Regions from separate parts of the Homo sapiens genome. Here region 1 is linked to region 2. The links are chromatin loops, found by intact Hi-C in ENCODE. Cell type or tissue: GM12878. All regions are shown on one strand.

Evidence for each region. Peaks named below come from ENCODE experiments on the same cell type or tissue, not always from the same donor. Only the 100,000 strongest peaks of a DNase experiment are listed, where the experiment ranks them.
Region 1: a loop joins it to region 2, with 15 times the contacts of the local background. A loop is called at or near these places in 5 of 110 quality-filtered maps.

Annotation. Positions count from the first base shown.
Region 1 is chrX:6,018,396-6,026,395 of GRCh38, reverse strand. The region is part of intron 3 of NLGN4X (neuroligin 4 X-linked); the gene reads left to right. Among named protein-coding and RNA genes, the nearest start is that of NLGN4X, 210 kb to the left of the region's middle. In GM12878, a CTCF peak has its summit at 4,871 (motif pointing left); a DNase peak (open chromatin) is centred at 4,829.
Region 2 is chrX:7,085,654-7,093,653 of GRCh38, reverse strand. All of the region lies in intron 2 of PUDP (pseudouridine 5'-phosphatase), which reads left to right. Among named protein-coding and RNA genes, the nearest start is that of STS, 58 kb to the left of the region's middle. In GM12878, a CTCF peak has its summit at 4,492; no DNase peak of the experiment used is centred here; H3K27ac peaks cover 1,316 bases.

The sequences.
Region 1 (8,000 bases), 1.1 Mb after region 2:
TCAGTGAGTGCATTTCATACAAGTAGATACAATTTTAGGCAAAAAGTTGAAATATTCTTTGAGTTCTTTTTCTTCCAGTAAAAGTCATAAATGCATAAATGTTATCTTCCTACCTGAGGAATGGAAAAATATTGTTTTAAGATTTTTTTTTTTTAATGGAGTAACAAATGCTATTCTCTGTTACCCAAAAGAGAGGATTAAAAAGATGAAACATGCCCATAATGGAAGCGGAATGCTGGCATTGGAAAGAATGTAGATCGCAGCCAGAGACAGACAGGAGCTAACAACTTTCCTCTACCTCTGCCTTGAGAAAGTCAGCTAGCGTTTCCTCAGACTCTTTCCTTAGATGTAGAAGGCAGTGGTCTCTCCCTTGCAAGGTTGTTGTACAGTATAAAAGTTCCATGGTTCAAAATACCACACTTTACCTCATTAATATATAATCTGCTTGTCAATAAAAAAATAACTTTTTTCTTTTCTTTTTTTTTTTTTTTGAGATGGAGTCTCGCTTTTATTGCCCAGGCTGGAGGGCAGTGGCATGATCTCGGCTCACTGCAACCTCTGCCTCCCGGGTCCAAGCGCTTCTCCTGCCTCAGCCTCCGCAGTAGCTGGGATTACAGGCGCCTGCCACCACGCCCCGCTAATTTTTGTATTTTTAGTAGAGACGGGGTTTTGCCATTTTGGCCAGGCTGGTCTCAAACTCCTGACCTCAGGAGATCCACCTGCCTTGGCCTCCCAAAGTGCTGGGATTATCAGCATGAGCTACTGTGCCTGGCCAAAAAATAACCTTTTAAAAAAGATTTAATGGACTCATGTAGATGAAGTTTCATAGGCTCTCAGCAGCAACCATTATACCCAGTCACACTACAATTTCTAGTGTTATTAATACCATTATGCATTGTATTAATACTACTGTTTATCCACAGTAAGAATTGTAGCTGACCCAACCTGTAATGGCTAACTAATATCTATCAAATATTGGCATCCAGACTGAACCATGTTAATTTAAAATAACATTACAAGACACTTGTAGACATTAAATAAATCAGAAGATCATCATGTTTGCTATTTTTTAAAAAATAATCAGAACTGTGCTACACAATCTTGCTAGCCATTGGCCATATAATTTATGATCCAATCCAGGACATGTTTGAGAGTTGCTCATGTGCTATGAATAAACTGGGATTGTCCCAGGCAAATTGAGATGTATCATTATAGCTATAAAGTAATTATTTATATCTACATGAAGTGTCTTCTGATTGAATTGGTGTTCAGTTTGTTTTTAAAGAAGCTGCACTTCTATAAACAGATTTCCTATGTGTTCTGCTATACACCCTTGTCACTAGGAAGGTGTATATGTTACCAGAAAGGGATCCTAATCCAGACCCTAAGAGAGGGTTCTTGATTCTCGTGCAAGAAGGAATTGGAGGCAAATCCGTAAAGTGAAAGTAAGTTTATTAGGAAAGTAAAGGAATAAAGAATGACTGCTCCATAAGCAGAGCAGCCCGAGGGCTGCTAGTTGGCTATTTTTATGATTATTTCTTGATTATATGCTAAGCAAGGGGTTGGTTATTCATGAGATTTCCGGGAAAGGGGTGGCAATTATTGGAACTAAGGGTTCCTCCCCTTTTTAGACCATATAGGGTAACTTCCTGACATTGTCATGGCATTTGTAAGCTGTCATGGTGCTTGTGGAAGGGTCTTTTAGCATGCTAATGCATTGTAATTAGTGTATAATTAGCGTATAATGAGTAGTGAGGATGACCAGACATCACTCTAGTTGCCATCTTGGTTTTGGTGGGTTTCGGCTGTTTTTTTTTACTGCATCCTTTTATCAGCAAGGTCTTTGTGGCCTGTATCTTGTGCTGACCTCCTGTCTCATCCTGTGGCTAAGAATGCCTAACTTCTTGGGAATGCAGCCCAGTAGGTCCCAGCCTTACGTTACCCAGCCCTTATTCAAGATGGAGGTGCTCTGGTTCAAACGTCTCTGACATATATATTCAAGAATTTGGAAAACCTCAAGTTCACCAATGCCTCTCAGATTAGTCATTGCCAGGGTGTGTGGTGTTCCTATCTGCTCAGAAGCCAGAAGCCAGCAAAATCCTTGCTGAGCTGTACGTGCCAGGGCATTTGCCTGGTCTCACCTACCCACTTGAGTACCTATGCCCTATCACCCATTCACCTCACAACATCCATACGTATCATTTACCCCTAAGAAGATTAGACATTAATCCAGGTAATAAACTTTCAGAACAATCACCTCCAGACAGAAACTGCAGAGGATAATCTGATAAATCTGAATCCCTGTAAGGCCATTACTGAATCAATAAATACTCTTTTCTCCATCTTAGTTCCTTACTTTAGTATAACTTGAGTTCTCCCCAATCTGTTTTTTTTTTGTTGTTGTTGTTCATGATAGTCCAAAGACCTTCGATGTAAAAGAGAATGCATCTTGCTCATGCTTTTTGATGGAAATACCTGGAACTTATTTATTCCTTCCCCTTTCCAGTTGTCTCCAAGTGCAAGTCTGTCTGTACCTGCAGTGGATTTCATCTACCTCCATTTAAATATGTATTTCCGTTTAGCTCACATGGTACTATCACCTTTTTGGTGATCCTATGACTTCATGCTTCATGTATGCTGAAATTAATTGTTGCTTCAAAAGAGTCCCAACTATGTAACATCAACTCATTGTGTGCCTCTATGTGGCTGGCAGATATTACTTCATTTAATCTTCGTAAACTCCCTTGGAAGAGTTAACCTTATGTCCTACCTATGAGGAGATGAATGCTTTGAGGTAATGGGATTTACTCATGGCATCACACCTTCTAGCAGTCAGAGCAGGGACTGAAACCCGGGTGTAACTGAAGCCAGAGCTCTGACTTACCACTCAGAACTCATCCACAGCCTTCTTAATTAATGTCAAGTATGAATTAGTAAACCATGGAATGAGTGAAGAAATTGAGTATCACTTTAGCATCAGATGTAGCTTTTATCATTATGCAAAAAAGTTCTTACTGCTGATCAAGATACACAATTGTGATAAGATGCTTACAGTGTATTTTTAAGTTCCTCAAAGTGGGTCCTTGAAGGCTGATTCATTTCCATTCAATCGATACTGGTTTGCTTTGGTTCACGGTGATGGTGGCATTAACCACAACAATGGCATTTGTCACATCAAAGCTCTTCGGTGCAGTAGAACTAGTGTTTCATCAGGAAATTTGGTGTCCTACCCCCAGTTCCCATGTCATTGCTGGCTTGCTGTGTCGTGTGCATAAATTGAGTCAAATGATCATTTCGGTGCATTTCTTACAATCTTTCACATATTATAGCTATCCTGAAAATTTTCATCTGAGGGTAGATTGCGTCATGGTCTTCTGAAGTTGTCTTTCTCTTTAAGACCATTCATTGAATAAACCTATTAGACGCTTTGGAGTCATAATTGAATATAAGACAGAAATGGTTTGATATAAAAGCAACCAACATGCATAGCAGAAACAGCATTTGTAGTCATAATTTGGGTGACTTAACCCATATGCACGTGCTCAGCCTAATAATGTGGTCACTTTCCCTGTTCTGGTGTCCCTTGTAGGGTTTTCCTCTGAAATTGAGGGAGGGTGGGCTGAGCTCTGAAGCATTCTTGCAACATCGGCCAGAGTGGTCTCACCTTTATGCTTTTGTGATATGTGTGAGCCATGTAATATTCCACTCAACAAAAGAAGCCTGGAAATCATTAGAAGAGAGGACCAATACGTTCTTCCCAAGAGTTACAGCCTCAATTCCATGGGTGTGCATTTATGTGACATGCATCTGACATTAGTGGGAGTTCAATGGGTCACTATAATTTCCCTGAAGCACACCTGCTGAAAAATGTCAAGCTATCTTATAAATGACCTGTATGTTCTTCTCCCCTTTGGAAGTTAGAGGAGTTGCTCTATTTTTGGTACATTTGCTATTTTATTTCTTTTTTTCTAACAATATTTCTTTTCTTTAATGCTTTATGAAGGATTTTATTTGAAATGATAAATGGAACACATCTTATGTATCAAGTCAAAAGTTCATAAGCGTATATATTAAAAAAGAAAGCATCATTTCCTTTTTCGAGAATCAACACACCTTGATGCCAGTCTCCTGGTTTCATTAGAATCCCTCTCTTCTCTTCCTCTAACCAAAATGTCTCAGATTCCCCCGATTTGATTTCTGTAAATGGCCTACTTTGACTGGAAGAATTGCCTCTCTCTGTCTAAAACAGGACCCAGGCGTTACTAAAACAAAACACTGCAAAAAGTTAAATGAGGAGAAAGGAAAGTTAAGCATTGTACTTAGTGAGAAATACATAAACAAAAGTAGAGACGTAAAAGAAGCATGAGAGAAGGGTGAGAAAGTGAAATCCTGAGACAAGATGAATGGTGTGTGAGCACTCAAACCCAGGAAGTAGCAAAAGGTGGAAGGAAGAATGGGAGCCTTTAGAATAAGATTCTTTGTGGGCTGGGTGGCAGATGTTATCGGTAAAGCCAGCCTGGGGAGTTGGCAGGGGTCCATGCAGTAGATAACACAGCAATAGAGTGAACACATTGCAGAAGATAGGGCAACCTCTAATCCAGAAATTATCAGATAAAGAAAAACCAAGACACTTTGCAAAACAAAAAAAAAAACAAACAAAAAAACACAACACAATGTCTTGTTTTTCATCATCATCTTCTTTATAATGAGGTTTCCATGCATTGAATACACACTTGGAAACACTGTAATCCCATGGTTGTTGTGGCTGCAGATTGATAGGTGTGGACAGGTCTTTGGTGGGGCAAACAAAACCAGGATCATGTTTTTTGCTCTCAGAATGATCGTTTGCTTGGACTTTCCTCTTCTGCCTCCTAGTGGCTCAAAATGCCCACTGCATTCATTGGATTTATTCAGGATGTGAAGAAGGTCAGGGGAAATTAAGGATGAGTGCTTTGTCATTAGGACCTGAGAGGCAAATGGAGCAGAGATGGGGACGACTGCAGTGGGATAAGGACTCTCTCACCAGGAAGGTGCCATTGATGTAATAGTTGATGGGAACAGCAGAGCAAAGAGGCTCCCTCGTCCTCAGCTGACTCAACAACAAGCGAGACATCAGATGGAACGGTATTTATTGGGCAAGGAAAATCAGGGGAAGGCTAGGTGCAGTGGCTCTCACCTGTAATCCCAGCACTGTGGGAGGCCAAGGTGGGAGGATTCCTTGAGGCCAGGAGTTCCAGATCAGCCTGGACAACCTAGTGAGACCCTGTCTCAGAAAGAAAGAAAGAAAGAGAGAGGGAGAGGGGGAGAGAGAGAGAGAGGGAGGGAGGGAGGGAGGGAGGGAGGGAGGGAGAGAGAGAGAGAGAGAGAGAGAGAGAGAGAGAGAGAGAGAGAGAAAAGAAGGAAGGAAAAAGAAAAAATTAGCCAGATGTGGTGATGTATGCCTGGTGTCTCAGCTACTTGAAAAGCTGAGGCAGGAGGATTGCTTGAGCCTAGGAGTTCGAGGCTGCAGTGTGCTGTGATTGCACTCCAGTCTCAGCAACAGAGTGAAATCCTGTCTCAAATTTTTAAAAAAGACTCAAAAGAAAATCAAGGGAGGGAGTGGAGACAAGGTAGAAAAGAATTTTTTTTATTTTGTGCTTTTTTCCCTAATGTATTCATTTAATCATCAAATAAAAATTGAATATATTGATCATGTACAAAGTGATGTTTTGAAATATGTATCCATTGAGAAATGGCTAAATCGAGCTAATTCACAAGTGCATTACTTCAAATGCTTATTTTTCTGGTGCAAACACTTAAAATCTACTTTCTTAGAGATGTTCAAATATTCAATTCCTTGTGATTCAACTTTGTTTGCCATATTGAACAGATCTTTTGAACTTTTTCCTGCCAACTGAAACTTTGTAACCTTTGGCCAACATCTCCCGTTTCCTCTCCACCTCCAGCTTCAAGTTCTGTAAGAGAACATTCTACTCTCTGCTTCTGTAAGCTTGACTTTTTTTTAGATTCCACATATAAGTAAGAACATGTGATATTTGTCTTTCTGTGTCTGGCTTGTATCACTTAACATAATGTCCTCTGGTTCATCCATGTAGTCCCAAATGACACAACTTCTTTCCTTTTTTTTGAGGTAGAATAATAGTCCCTTGTGTGTATAAACCCCATTTTCTTTATTCATTCATCTAATGATGGACATTCAGGTTGATTCCATATTTCAGCTGTTGTGATTAGTGCTGCAATGAACATGGGAGTGCAGATTTCTCTTCAAAGACTTCTTTTTTCCAATCCCAAATACACAAAATTATCATCTGGCATCTGTCATGCTATGGAGACTCTCCTTGATCTATTTATAAACGATTCAGGATTTCTTTAAAGAAGCTGAAATTTTATTTTTACATGCATAACCATATTTAGAAATCAAAATATTCAAACAGAAATCACAGAAGAATCTATTCCATCAATATATAATTCCCAGTTAATTGATTATATAATGTCATTTAAGCATGAGTTAGTAGTCACAGAGAATATGCCTTAAAAATGTTCTGTCTTTGAAAGTTTTACATTCAAAACAGTCTCTTAAGATTATTAATTCTAAAAGACACCATCCCTTTCTCTCTTCAGCCTGTTTTCTTCATTTTGCTTCTCATCCAGTATGTGAAAGGTTGATGATTTTTAGTTGATGAGGTTGACGTGCCCTCTTTCTCCTTGGGGACAGAAGGACATAAGTTGTGCTTTAAATGAAAATAAGAGTATGATGAGTATCCCAAGGGATGATGGAAAGTTCCAGGGAGAAGCATTGAAATTGAGAGCCAAATTCAAGTACATTGGAATTAGGGTTCTGGTGATAATTCTGTCAGTATCTACATATATTCAAGGAAATTAGTCCTTTCGAGTAGGATAATGGAAAAATCTCTAAAAGGCAATCTGAGCGGGATGTTTAAAGACTACGTGATTATTATGCAGTGCATGCCTGTACCAAAACATCTCAAGTACCCCACAAATGTATACACTTACTATGTACCCATAAAGTTTAAAAAAATGTAAGACTACTACACATATTCTGGCCTGCAGCTTTTTTTCCCCTGACATTTGCCTACCCGCCTGTAATAGCACAGGCAATTCTACAAGAAGCATGAATATGCACATATGTACATGCATGACAGCAGTGATACAAAGACAGATGTGTTGTGTTCTAGTATAATTGTCTTATTTTTGTCCATTCCAACGTTAATAAGTCATTAGCTTTATGGAAATGAACCCTAGGGGATGAAACATACAGGTGCAAAGTAAATTTCCTAGGGACTAAATTATAACCAAATTATGGCAGGTACACCCTGCATTTAGCGATATAAATATATGTTTCAAATAAAATTGTAACATATTGATTGGCACGTCCAGCCATATTCTTAAGATACTTTATCCTTGGACTAAAAATAATAATAATCGCTTTTTTGAATGAAGTGTTTAATTTTCAGTGTAAAAAGTCAGGAATATTTTAGAATGCTCAACGCAACATTGCTTCAATGAGCTAGGGCCTTTATGAAGATAAGTCACTAGAAAGTCTGTGTTGATTCGGTTAATTATTTGAGATTGTATGCACTGATTTTCACTGTGTTAAGTATAGTGGCATTTATTAGAGGCTCAGATGTTATAGAGAGAAGGCTGTGTCCAGTTATAGGGCTGTAGTCATAAACAGATGGGTAAAATCAACACATCATTGTAAATCATAAACAGGCAGGTATGATAAACACATAATGATAAGCATTTCAGCACTGGGTGCAGTGTTGCATGCCTGTAGTCTCAGCTACTCGCGAGGCTGACGATCTTTGGAGCTTAGGAGTTCAAGAGCAGCCTGGGCAACATAGTGAGAACCCATCTTTAAACATTAAAAAGAACAACAAAAAAACATCATTTCAGTGTAGACAGGCATAACATGATCTCACAGAGAAACACTACGATTTGTACACAAGAAAACTAAGCTTTGCACTGGTGTTGGGAGA
Region 2 (8,000 bases):
AGGGGTGTGCTCACAGCATAGGACAGCACTGTGGAGCTGCACAGACAGGCTTTGAGGGGTGTTAGGTGCCAGCACTCTCTGCACACTGCAGTCAGGACGAGGGAGTGGGGAGGGCAGTGACTTTTAGGTGAGCATCCAGGTGTAGAGCGCTGCCAGCTTGCCCCGAGTCCCAGCACCCGCTCACAGCCTCCTGGCGCCAGTAGTAGAAATGGTTGCACAAAGCAACCAATGAGAAATACTTTCAGTTTTCCATCTGCCACACAGAGAAGGTAGGAGAGGCTTGCAAAGGGAATAGCATCCAGTCCTTTTGTTACTTGGGCATGGAAAGTTGGGGTTTTCCTTTTGATTGAGTTCTGGGAAGTCAGCATGAATCAGCTTTCGGTTCCCTGCCTCCAGACCCTATTCTCCTGCTTCAGTATGATGTCCCTAGAGTTGTCAAATCCATAGAGGCAGAAAGTAGAATTGTGATTGCCAGGGGCTGGGGGAGGGGGATGGAGGTTTTAGCATTTAATGGGGACAGAGTTTCACCTTGGGGAGATGAACACGTTCTGGACATGGATGGTGGTGATGGCTGTACAACAATGTGAATGTACTGAATGCCACAGAATTGTACACTGAGAAATCATTAAAACAGTACATTTTATATTGTAGGTGTTTTACCACATACAACAATAGTTATTCTTTTTCAAATGGCAAGAAGCCATTCAAGGATTTTGGAGTTGTGTTTTGGCAAAGCTCCTGTGCAGATGAGGTAGAAAGCCTGTAGTGAGTAGACACAAATGTGGTTTTTCACATAAGTGTTGTGGATAAGTGCATCTCCTTATCCCCAACAGAATCATACACTCTTATCAGGGAAGACAGGTGTCTCTCATACGCCCCAAGCACCTGGGTCATGGGGACTTGGGCCCAGTGTCATGGGCAGGTTTGAGTGAGGTCAGGAGTACCTCGCACCACGCCTACTCTCTTGAGGTGGTTTCTGCACCACTTCTATACGGTGGGACCTTTCATCTCCATAGCATGGTAGACACAAGAATACAGGGAAAGTCTTACTCTCTCCTTTCTAGAGGATTCCTTAGAGAGTAGACTGTAAGAGCAAGACTTTAATATTTGAGACTATTGACAGAGACACCATCAACAGAAACTCCTCACAACAAAGCTCTAGCCATAAAACTGAAATTTCTATGAAATATTTGCAAAAAAAAATTGACAATAGGAAACTATGATATTTTATAGTAAGTAGTCCACAAATTAGGTTAAGAACTTTAAAATTAGTTTGGGATTACTATAACTTAAAGTATTCTGTTATTTTTGTCTTATTGTTGAATGCATAAGGCAAAATGAATCCATTTTTGATGTGAGTTATTTAAAAGAAGAATACTTTTCTGTTACCTCTTATTTGTGAAGAAATTGAAAACTGAAACTCTTTCCCAATCTTTATATCATTTGCACTTTTATGTTTGTTTTGTGACGTAGTCAGGGTTGTTCTTATTTGCATTATGTAGGTGAGGATACAGGTTCAGAGAAGTGAAACGGAGAAGGAGAAGTTTGACCCTGGCCTTGTAGGCCATTACCAGGCTGCTTTTATTGAGAACCTCAGGTATGGCATTCTCTACGATGAGTTAAATGCCTTCTTCAGATTGGGTTTTATAATACTTGTGCTTGTTTAGGTAAGAGAATTTACATTGTTTAATCACGTAGAGAGCTATAGTAGAAAATCAGGAAAATTGAATGAGCTATTATGTTAACATTTCCTAGTTTGTATCTTTTCCTTTGGCTATTAATCATAAGCTATTTAAATAGCTGTTTTATACATTTATTTTGTAGTGATAGATCCTTAGAAGTAGCAACCCGAAAAGTGATTCAAAGTAAATGAAATTAGTACTGTAAGCAGCTTTCTGGCAAATCAAAGAAGACACAAAATCAAATATTTTTCTGAGGATGGTCAGTATTTTGAGATAGTTGGTCAGGTTCTCCAGATCTTAAGAAAGCCAATGAAAGAAAAAGTCCATTTAAGGCCGGGCGCGGTGGCTCACACCTGTAATCCCAGCATTTTGGGAGGCCAAGGCAGGTGGATCACTTGAGGTCAGGAGTTCGAGACCAGCCTGGCCAACATGGTGAAACCCTGTCTGTATAAAAATACAAAAAAAATTAGCTGGGCATGGTGGCGGGCGCCTGTAGTTCCAGCTACTTGAGAGGCTGAGGCAGGAGAATTGCTTGAACTAGGGAGGCAGAGATTGCAGTGAGCTGAGATCATGCCTCTGCACTCCAGCCTGGTGACAGAGTGAGACTCTGTCTTAAAAAGAACGAATAAAAAGTCCAGTTAAATGTGCCTTCCCTTTGAGTTTCCAGAGCTTTCCACATTCTAGTGAAACCTAGGAGACCTGAGTTACCACAGTCAAGTGGTGAACTAAGTGTGTCCTGATCAGAACAAAATACTGTTCCTCGGTATCTTTCCCTTTCTTTTTTATTTACCATTGACAGCTGGCTACAGAGATCATATAATCTCCAGAAAGAATGCTGGTATAGCTTCTGTGAGGACAGGAGGCTCCTGACGATCATAAAGTCTTTTTCATGGAGTCACCATTGACCCTTTGGAAGTGTTCAGTGCCACTTCTTTCTCATATCAACGTAAAACTCTGCAAAGTCATCTCCTTCTCATCTGTTACATAATACAAAAGAATGCATTTTACTTGATTTTCAGGGCAAAGAGCAGATTCTGAAACTGATAGCACATTTGCACACTGAACTCAGAATTTGCCAGTGGTAGTAACCTTTGTCACATGGCGGGGAGCACAAGATTGTGTCTGATTGTGTCTGGCCTGGTTGGGGTGAAGTCGGGGCTAGTGGGTCGCTTACATGGTAGCCTCCAGCCTCTTCATTGTGACAACACAGGAGCTTCTGGTGTTGAAACTGCCTGTCCCTGTAAGACTGAGATGAGATGTGAGGCATATGATCAAAGGGTCACTTACCAGCTAGCTAGGGGGAAGTGGACATTTCCTGAATGTCCCACATTTTAGAAAATAGTACGAAATTCCCAATGCAGATACTGTCTGGGTTGTATGAGTCTTATTTTACTGAGTTTTCTTTGTACCATGCACAGCCTATTGTAAGCGCAATTTAATAAGGAGATTTTAAGCATGTTGGTATATCAAATTGATTTGATCTTTATATACATCCTTTTTGTCTATTAGGGATTTATATGAATTCAATTTCACAGGGCTAAGAAAAATTTTTTTAAATTTAAAAATTTCTGCTCCTTTGGTTGCATTGAAATGGTGGGTCTATGGCTCATAAAATATTCTATGCATGGTAAGCTAAAATATATCTGTATTTGGATTTAGCTGCATAAGTACAGGAACTGAACATCAGACTTTAATAAACATTAATAAACCCTTATGCTATATGTTTTTCAATGAGTTATTATATAGTATATATAATATTTAGATACTATATATACTTTAAATTCTCAACATTGTTTTGATAATTTGCTCTAATAACGCTCTAATAATTTGAGCACTTGTAGAGAATATTTAGTTAAGTGGTTAATGGAAGAAACTCGTTGGGGATTTTTGGATTCCGTTTCTAGGAGGGCAGTTCTCTCATGAGGTAAATTTCCTATCTGGTCTGTGCATGAATTTCTTGAAGAACTGACAATAATTCTTCCTATTAGTGTCACAGGCAAGGGGGCAAAGGGGTTAGGTGTCAATGCCTGGCTGATTTCCTGCATTACAAAATTTACCTCTTACTTTTCTGTCTTCCTGATGTTACCCCCTCTTTTCTTTCACCTCTTGGGCCTGCACATGATTTGTTTGCTATCAGGGGCCAATAAGCTTTCTCTGTGTTTTCAGCTTTACAGACCCCATGGTATATGTGTGAAGCCTTTAGCTTTGCTGTGTTAAGAAGCAAGTAGCTGTAAACAGTGCGTGAGTGGGTGCTGGTGCTGCACTCCAGTCAAACTGTCTCTACAGACACAGAAAGTGGAACTTCATCTCATTTTCACAGGTTATAAGATCATATTTTTTGACTCTTTTCATTTAAAAACAGGTAGTAAGTTGAATTTGTGTTTCAAAAAAAAACAAAAGGCAGGATAAAACGAAGAGCTAAAACACCACAGAGCAGGTTGAAATCCCGGATGTGAAGTAGTGGAGCCATTGGGCCCTCCACCCCAAGCTGTGCATTCAGAATGCCACCTGGGGCAGAAAACAGGTTTATACACAGAGCCAGAGAGACTTCAGATCTCCGGTGATCAGGCACAGTGGAGGACGTAGATAAAAGATCCCTGCACCCTGCGCTGTGAGCCCACCAGGTCCCTTCACCTCACTCTCTTTTATGCACAACCAAAAAAGATCCTGGAGAACTCTTCTCTGGGGAAGGAAGTTACCTCATGACAACAACTCTTAAACACCAACATTTCGAGGCCCACTGATGGAAAAACTGACTACAGGTAGTAACTTCGAGTTTGGAGAAGGCTCCCACCTGTGCCCCCAGGTGGTGCTGTGTAGCTTACTGAGAATCTGCCTGGCGGCTCAGCCCCCACTCTTCTGTTGTGGCAACCCACATCTGAAATGTTGTCCTCTGGGGAACATGCATCCTTTCCAGACACTCCTGTAATCTATATATTTGTTCCTCCCTTTCAAGAGGCTTAGAACTTAAACTTTGGTTGTCATTTTTGTTGATATTATGCTGTTCATTCCTAGTATAGCCGTTTTCTAAAAGGAGAGAGAAGCAAGGATCATGGATCAGTAGCCAACGTTAGAGTCAGAGAGCAGTTTGCATGCAGGTTGTCACAGAGGCACATCTAGAACACAAGGAAACTCTCATGCATTCCATGTGCTTATTAAAAGGGCATTATACTGCGAAGTACTAGTCTAATAATTCTCTGCAAGGGATTTAAAAAAGGGATCAGGGGTTAGTACTACTTGCTAGAGTCAGAGGGCAATTTGTATGTAAATTGTTACAGTGGCAAATCTGGAACACAAGGACACTCACATGTATCCCATGCTATTAATAAAACGGCATTTTATTGTTTAAGTCCTAGTCTAGTCATTCTTTATAAGGGAAAACAAGGATCAAGGATCAGTACACCATGCTATAGTGAGAGGGAAATTTTCACGTTAAGTTGTTACAGAGACAAATCTACAGCACAGGGAAATATTGAGTCATTTTTAACATTAAGGTGTCAAGTCCTGCCTGGAGGAGGGGCACTTAGGGTCAGTAGGATCAGGTGGAGAGGCTTTTCTTCTAAAGTCCTAGTGCTTAGCAGAGGAATGAGAGAGACCATTCAGTCCCACTATCACATTGTACACCTGTAGTTGCAGCACTGTGGGAGGCCAAGGTAGGCAGATTGCTTGAGGACAGGAGTTTGAGACCAGCCTGGTAAAATCCTGTTGCTACTTAAAAAAAAAATTACACGCTGTAGTCCTACGTTTACTTCATAAAAACTAATGTAGAAATGCAAAATTAATTTTCCTTAAATAAAATTTCTGCATTACTCTCTATATTACTTTGTCTCTTTTATTTTCAATGGCTGAAAAAAATAGTTTTGTTTTAATTTTTATTATTTGATCCATCCTTAATTACCAGGCATTGATCAGTGGTTTGAATTGCCCTCCCTGGCTTTCCATTTTAATCTAAAATTCTGCTATAAGTCTATGAAATTGGACCAGAACACAAGCTGTGCCATCAGTGATACTGATAACGAGATTCTAGAGAAAGGTGCTTCTTTGGCTGGAGGAGTTTAGGCCGATCACATTTCAGTGACCCCGGAGAACATTAGACAGCACCTATTGCCACAAAGCAAGCAGCCAGCTGTGGGTAGAACAGCAAAGGCAGTCGGATGCTCATCGCCTGTATTGCCCTGGGACCAGCAGACCAAATAAATGTAAACTGGACTCTTGCAACTGTTTGTTTGAAGATTTGAAAGGAGTTAGTTTATATTTATTTTCATAACTGCTTTATTTCTGTCAGTATTTAATGTTTGCCAAAAAAGGAAACACAGGTTTCCCACACTGTCTCCCCATCAAGTATCACAAATTTGTGTGTCAAGTACCAGAATTTGAGAAAGATAATTAAGATGGTTTAAGGTCATCTCACAGATAGAACCTCAGTCTATCCAAGTTTTCTCCTCCAGGGTCAACCCACTGTATTAGCTTCCTGGTAGTGCTGTGTTAATTAACAAACTCCGTGGCTTAAAGCAGCAGAAACTTAACTGTCTGACACCTCAGAAGGCTAGAAGTCCGAAGTCAAGGTGTGAGCAGGGCTGCACTCCCTCTCAAGGCTCTAGGGAAGGATCCTTCCTGCCTCTTTTCAGCTGCTGGTAGTTGCCGGCCACCCTTAGCTTTCCTTGGCTTGTACCTTCAACTCCCCAATCTCTGTCTCCATTTTCACACGCCCTCCCTCGTCCTGTGTGTCTTTGTCTCCAAATTTCCCTCTCCTTTCTTTGGATTTAGGGTCCAACCTTAATTTAGTATGGCCTCATAATAACTTGATTACATCTGCAAAGACCCTATTTCCAACTAAGGTCCTATTCCCACGTTTTAGGTGAACATGAATTTTGTGGGGAGAGCACTGTCAAGCCAGTACACCTCCACCCATACTTTCCTACTCCCAGCTCAGACTGCCACTGTTCAGGTTGCCCCAGGAGGGCCCTGAGCTGGGGCGCGGACTCAGTCAGTCGTGTTTGGCTGGAGTGTTCCATGAGGTTCAGCCAGTCTTGCCAGAGCCTTGCTCCTCTTCCAGCCCCTCAACCCAATTCCTTTCTCCTGTTTCCTTTCCTTCCACACTACCACACTGTCTTACGTCCAGGATATAGGTTAGTCACTCAATTCCATAAGCCGGATCCTGTGGTGCAAATTCCATAAGTGGCGATCCCTGATATTAGCTTTGAGTTGGTGCCGGGTCCCTAGTAAATTAGGACTGAAGATCTGCACACAGCCAAGGGCCCTCTCCCTAGCAGCAAGCACCTTTTCAAAAGAGCAGAATTCATTTGGAAGGCCTAGAAAAAGGAAGGAGGTGCTCTGCCAAAATCAATGATGTCTGAGAAAGAAGCATGCTCCCTAGAGCTTGGAGAAGATCAGAAGAGGGATAGCCTGAGGCATGGCTCTGCAGTAAATCATTAAGAGACGCCCACTCACAGTGGCTGTGGCTACCAGAGGTTTCCTGTGAGGGAACTAAAAAGCGCACAGTAGTGTTTGTAAGTGATGGTTCCATTTTAATAGATAAACATACAGAACTTATAAAAAATCAAGAATCTATATTAGCCAGATTTCCTAAATTAGTTAATATTTCTTTTAAATTTATACTTAAAGTCACAGTTTTTAAAACTATATATATGAATGTGAATACTATATGCTTTGGGGAATTTGACTTTGGTTATTTTCTAGTGTCAAGGATAAACACAGCCAGACAGTAGTTAAAGCGATCAGCACAGATTTTCTTCCATAATATACTATTGCAATAGAGAAAAGAGACCAATGTGAAACTGGGCTCAACATCAATTATCCCAGAGGTGACTGGGCATTTTAAAGGGAAATTCAGGGAGTAGGGAGGGGTCAGCAGGGGCTCAGCAGAGTTGGGGAAGTGAAAATTGCAGAAAGCAGGAAGAGGGTTTGGTCAGTGTGAAGCCATCTGGGTTTCACTGGTGCTGATAGAAGTCAGGCTCCTGCCCTTCCACAGAGGCTTGTCTGCAGGAGTGGCTGGAACCAACAATCAGTTATTTTGGCAGCCTTGAGTTTTCGTAGGCAAGTACTTTAAGGGGGCTAGAGTCATGTAGCGGTGTGACCTTGAGCTGTTGAACTTGTTCAAGTCTTTATAGGCCAGTGTGGGGGCCTTGTGGAGAAAAAGACTCAGAGCAGCCTGAGTAGAGTCTGGTCCAGGAGACACTTTTGTCACTGAGCATGACCAATCCATTTATCACAATGGTAGCAGCGTGTCCTCATGGAATTATGTTTCCTTCGATAAATCTTGAACAAGAAATAAATGCATCAGCATATGTTTTTAAA